Regions from separate parts of the Homo sapiens genome. Here region 2 is linked to region 1. Evidence: chromatin contacts called from ENCODE Hi-C or POLR2A ChIA-PET data. All regions are on one chromosome and are shown on one strand. The core of a region is the stretch at or near the end of the contact, and the rest is flanking DNA. Distances in the headings are between cores, read along the strand shown. Region 1 holds the start of IFT27 (intraflagellar transport 27). Region 2 holds the start of EIF3L (eukaryotic translation initiation factor 3 subunit L).

What was found. A loop is a pair of places that touch in the nucleus more often than their neighbours do. ChIA-PET counts read pairs that join two places held with the same protein, here RNA polymerase II (POLR2A). Pooled maps may share reads with other maps.
Region 2: a pooled map shows a loop between it and region 1 (14-fold over the local background). The contact joins the promoter of EIF3L here to the promoter of IFT27 in region 1. A Hi-C loop is called at or near these places in 6 of 50 pooled maps. POLR2A ChIA-PET finds 5 or more read pairs at or near these places in 2 of 52 experiments (activated CD4-positive, alpha-beta T cell and naive thymus-derived CD4-positive, alpha-beta T cell).

Annotation. Positions count from the first base shown.
Region 1 is chr22:36,774,802-36,777,405 of GRCh38, reverse strand. It overlaps IFT27 (intraflagellar transport 27), which reads left to right and starts at 1,287. Exons shown (of 7, transcript NM_001177701.3): 1 at 1,287-1,732. The coding sequence starts at 1,699. RefSeq lists enhancers at 1-458, 986-1,245, 1,024-1,587 and silencers at 1,486-1,535, 1,666-1,725.
Region 2 is chr22:37,848,135-37,850,738 of GRCh38, reverse strand. EIF3L (eukaryotic translation initiation factor 3 subunit L) reads right to left here and starts at 1,320. Exons shown (of 13, transcript NM_016091.4): 1 at 1,257-1,320; 2 at 676-724. The coding sequence starts at 1,289. It also overlaps a transcript of ANKRD54 not described here. RefSeq lists enhancers at 634-1,155, 1,156-1,678, 1,679-2,201.

The DNA of each region.
Region 1 (2,604 bases), core at 38-2,537:
ATTTACTCTGGATTCGGGGCTGAAACCATCAGCCATTCATAGAGTGTGTGTGTTTATTCCCCCACACAAGGCTGGCAGCCACTCTGAGATGCAGAGTGGCGGAGAGGTGGAATGTTCTAGGTGTCTGGAGGGAATGTGGAACTTTCGCACAGGCACCTTTGCTGAGGGGCTGCTCTTCCCTTCAGCATCAGCCATCAGAATCCCAGGGGCCCTGAGAAAGTGAGAACAAGGGGTACATTCGGCCAACCAGTGACAGTGATGATAAACCAAATCTGTCCAGATAAGCTTCCGCTCTCCCATCCACCCCACAATCACGTGTGCACCTACTATCTCCCAGGCACTCATACGTTTCTCTCCTTCCATCTCCACAACCACCCCACAAGGCGGGTTCTCCTAGGCCCATCCTGAGGCTGAGGGATGAGGTGACTTGTCCAGGCCAGGGATTTAGGTCTCTGACCCCCTAACCACGTGCAAGAGGCACCCCCAACCCAGTAAACGCGTACAGAGAGCCTCCCTGGGTGACGGGCAAACGAGGTTAGTGATGCATTCTCCTTTTGCAGAGAGTAAATGGACTAAGAGCAAAGTACGACTTCAAGTTTCCGAGTCTCACCGCTTAGCCCCATCAAAGTGTATTTGTTCTCCCTTTGTTCACAAACATCACTTTAATAAAACACCTTCATATTTTAGATTTTAACGCTCATTACATCTTTGAGCTTTTAAAATGAGATTTCCCTGCGGGATGCGGGGCAAGGACTGCACTTCTCCATGCACTTTAATAGCCGCGCTGTGCAGAACCCGGGAACCGGGGAAGCCGCGAGAACCGCGCGAAGTCAGAGCAAGTCAAAACGACCTCTACAGCGGCGGCCTGGCCCACTGCGCAGGCGCCGCTCCAGACCGCCTAGAGCCCAACCTGCCCCATTGTAGGCGAACCCACTTCTAGAAGGACAGCGGGAGTGGCGAATCCCTATTCCTCCCGAAGATGGGTCAAGCCAGACTCTGACCAATCAGAAAGCTTCTCTTGTCACCGCTTCTGACTGCTTGACGTGGAGGCTTCTTTATCTCGGGACTCTCAGGCGCAGCGGGGGCGGGATATAAAGCTGGTTGACGTCAATTACAACCACTCGTCAAGCAGACTGAACTTGAAGAACTGATAACTCTACGAATTGCATCTCAAGAAAAGGCTGTTATCCCAGCTCTCTACTCCCATTGGATTTTTGTGAGACCTTGAGGGTGGGAGCTTTTGGCGGCAACCAATCGAGGGTCAGCGAGGAGGAGGAGGAGGCGGGGCAGGTGGGCTATGGTTGCTTGGAGAGTGCATCCGGCCCGGTACTTGTGATCGGAGGAGAGCCGGATCGTCCTTCCTTGAACCCTCTGGGTAGGGCTGTGCTGAGGGGCTGGGCGGGGAGCACAGGCCGTGTCCGCTCGCTTGCACCTTTTCAGACTGCCGTGTCAGGCCTCGAGCCGGGCCCACCTGGAGCCCTCCCCTGCCCACCCGCCCCCAGCGCCCGATATCCGCCCCCGGCCCAGAAGGGCCGGGCTCGGTCATCCCCAGTCCCGTCGCGGCCACTGACCCTTGAGATCAGCCCTCCCCTCCCCACCTTCCCGTCCCAGGCCAGCCCAGGGCCCGAAGCCCACCCACTCGCGTCTCTAGCAGCCGCTCTTGTCCTCTGGGTACGGCTCGCGGGAGTGTTGGTTACCATGGTGAAGCTGGCAGCCAAATGCATCCTGGCAGGTGAGTCTGAAAACTTGCGCTTGAATACGGTGGTCTCTGGAGTCCAGAGCCTTCATAATTCATCCAGAGCTTTTGTTCACCTAAATTGCCTACCTTTTCCTTTCTCTCTCCCAAAGGCGAGTTACTGCAATTACTGATACAGTAAATTACGTTAGGCGTGGAAGAATGATCTTCCAGGGCACTTCGCAGCTCCAGTGGATTTCCCCCTGCTCCCTGTCACATACTCTGAGACCACCTTCACCAGTTGAGGTGACTCGTTAAAAAATCACTAGTTACAACTCTGGAGAAGCAGACTTGTTAAAACAAAACAAAACAAACAAAGCTTAAGCAAACCTTGAGTGCTTCAGCTAAACATATACTGTACCCCAAAGTTAGGCATCAGTGACTTTGGTAGTCTTTACTATGGGATTTTTCCCCCGACCTCACCCCCTCTGATAACGGTGACCTGAGTGTAGTGACCAGAGTTTGCAAAAGGCACTTGTGTGTTGTCTTTAAGACCCAAAGTTACTGTGCTGCCCCACTCCAAGAAGGGCATAAATGTTGAGTCTCCCAAAGGCAGGAATCTTTGTTTTGTTGACTGATACATCCCAAGCACCCAGAACAATGCCTGGAACATAGTAGGTACTCAATAAATACTTTTAGAATGGATGAATATGTGAATATGTGGCATGCACATTTGTAGTGTACCCCTTGTATCAGTCTGCACATTTAGAAAAACAATATTTTGGATTATAGACTGCGAAACACATATGCATGTTACTGAGTGCTTACTGCATGTGAAGCACACATATTTCATGTAATCGTCTCACCATAGCACACTGGGCTAGGTACTGGATTGTTTTTCTTTTTTTTTTTTTTTTTTGAGACGGAGT
Region 2 (2,604 bases), core at 71-2,570, 1.1 Mb before region 1:
CACTATAACGTTTCAGGAAACCTCAGACACCTCCTAAAAAGATTTCATTCGGGCTTGGTTTGAATTACTTAAATTTTTCACATCAAGATTTTCTTCCTTGGGGCAGGCGCGGTGGCTCACGCCTGTAATCCCAGCACTTTGGGAGGTTGGGGCGGGTGGATCACCTGAGGTCAGGAGTTCAAGACCAGCCTGGACAACACGGCGAAACCTCGTCTCTATTAAAAAAATTTAAAAATTAGCTGGGAATGGTGGTGGGCGCCTGTAATCCCAGCTACTCAGGAGGCTGAGACAAGAGAACTACTGCTTGAACGAGGGACGCGGAGGTTGCAGTGAGCCGAGATCGCACCACTGCACTCCAGCCTGGGGGACAGAGGGAAACTCCATCTCAAAAACAAAAACAAAAACAAAAACAAAAAAGCTTTTCTTATTTGGCTAATAGTTTACACAAGAAAACCATAGCCAGGTAAGTAATCCTTCTCTTCCAAGACTGAGGTGGACTATGATAAAAAGCCTGGTTTATTAGGCTTTATAAAACCCCTCGCACTGGCAGCTAATGACTGACTCCAAACCTGGACCATCAAAGAGCAATTTTTGATGCCTGTCAGAGCTGGTTCTAAGACATTCCAAAGGAACTGATCCCTACGAGTACTCAGCCAGCCTAACCCGTGGTCTCACCTGTGTGCATATCATAGTCGCTGGGATAAGCGTAGGGGTCATAAGCCGCCTAGAAGGAAAGAGACACAGTCAAGGACAGCCGCCAAGTCGTGAATTCAAAACGCTCATCCTAGAGTCTAGATGCCAAGCAGAGAGCTAAGGATACAGAGGCGAATAAGACACTGTGCCTGCCTTTGAGGAACTCACACGCCTTAGAGAAAAGGGACAGTAAACAGACAATGACAATACAACATTACGGGTGCAATGAGGTGGAGCAAAGGACAAGAGGCTGTGGGAATCAGCGAGATTTGACCAGACGGAGCCTAGACCAAAAAAACTCAGGTGCAGAAACACAGAAACGTCTAACAGGCCTTAGTCTCCGGTCTTAGAAAGGGGAAGGACAAGCCAATCGAACACGCGAAGTGGGCGGGCAGAGCCAGGGTTGTCTAGGGACCGGGAACTGTGGGAGCAGCCTGAGGGCCGGGCGGGAGGTCGGCCGGAGCTGGCCGCGACCCGGAAGCTGCCTCGCGCCGGGACCCACATCCAGTGGTCCCAGAGATCACCCCGTCGTGGAGCCCACCGCGCCCTTACGGCCACCTTACCTCAGACTCATAATCATCAGCGGGATAAGACATGGCTGCCTCGCTTGCGAGCACCGCCGGAAAGAGCGAAATGAGCGGCCCGCGCCTGCGTCCTGAGGCCGGAAGTTCAGCCCCACTCGGGCCTGCCGGGAAACCGGAAGCCTTTCCGAGGCCTCTGGCCATCTGAGACAGCCATATCCAGAAGGAAGAGGAGCCGCGTTCCGTGGCTCACACCTGTAACCCCACCAGTTTGGGAGGCCGAGGCGGGCGGATCACCTGAGGCTGAGGCCGGGGGTTTGAGACCAGCCTGACCAATATGGAGAAACCCCGTCTCTACTAAAAATACAAAATTAGCCGGGAGTGGTGGCGCATGCCTGTAATTCCAGCTACTCGGGAGGCTGAGGCAGGAGAGTCGCTTGAACCCGGGAGGCGGAGGTTGCGGTGAGCCGAGATCGCGCCATTGCACTCTAGCCTGGGCAACAAGAGGGAAAACTCCGTCTAAAAAGAATAAGAGGGTTACAAGTAGCCTGAATTTTCCTCTCTTCAAATAGGGACTTCTCAAAGAAGGTGAATCTATAATAGTGGTGTAGATTCAGATATAAGGACACGTATTTGGCGTAAAGGAGAGGCAAAGTTAGAGGAACCAGAAAGAATGCTACACAAAAGATGGCCGGCTTCTCGCGTGAAGGAAGATTCGGATACGGGGGCCTGATGGATTTAGTTGTAGGCGGTTTGCCTGCAGCGAGTAAATTATTCAAACGTTCGGACTTCACAAGACTAAACTTACTGGGGATAAAAATTGAGATTTGGCCGGGCGCGATGGCTCACGCCTGTAATCCCTACACTTTGGGAGGCCGAGGCGGGTGGATGATCTGAGATCAGGAGTTCGAGACCAGCCTGGCCGAAATGGCGAAACCCCGTCTCTATTAAAAATACAAAAATTAGCCGGGAGTGGTAGCGTCCGCCTGTAATCCCAGCTACTCAGGAGGCTGAAGCAGGAGAATCGGTGGAACCTGAGAGGCAGAGGCTGTAGTGAGCCGAGATCGCGCCACTGCACTCCAGCCTGGGCGACAGAGCAAGACTCCGTCTAAAAAAAAAAAGAAAAAAAAAAATTGAGATTTGGTCCCATGCAGTAAGAGGGAATGGAGAACAGGAGCCACCCAACTTTGGACATTAAAGTTGGAGCAGGCAAAGATGAGGCCAGCTGTGTCGCGAAGCCTGGGACATGGGCAGCTCTTGAGTACACCGGGTTCGAGGCCAGGGGAAACCCTCAAGGTAGAGATGGGGTTATAAAGCAAACCAATAAAAACCGGTGTATGAGTCAAGGAGAGGCCTTAGTTTAGCCATCTGCCCATACACAACACCTAGT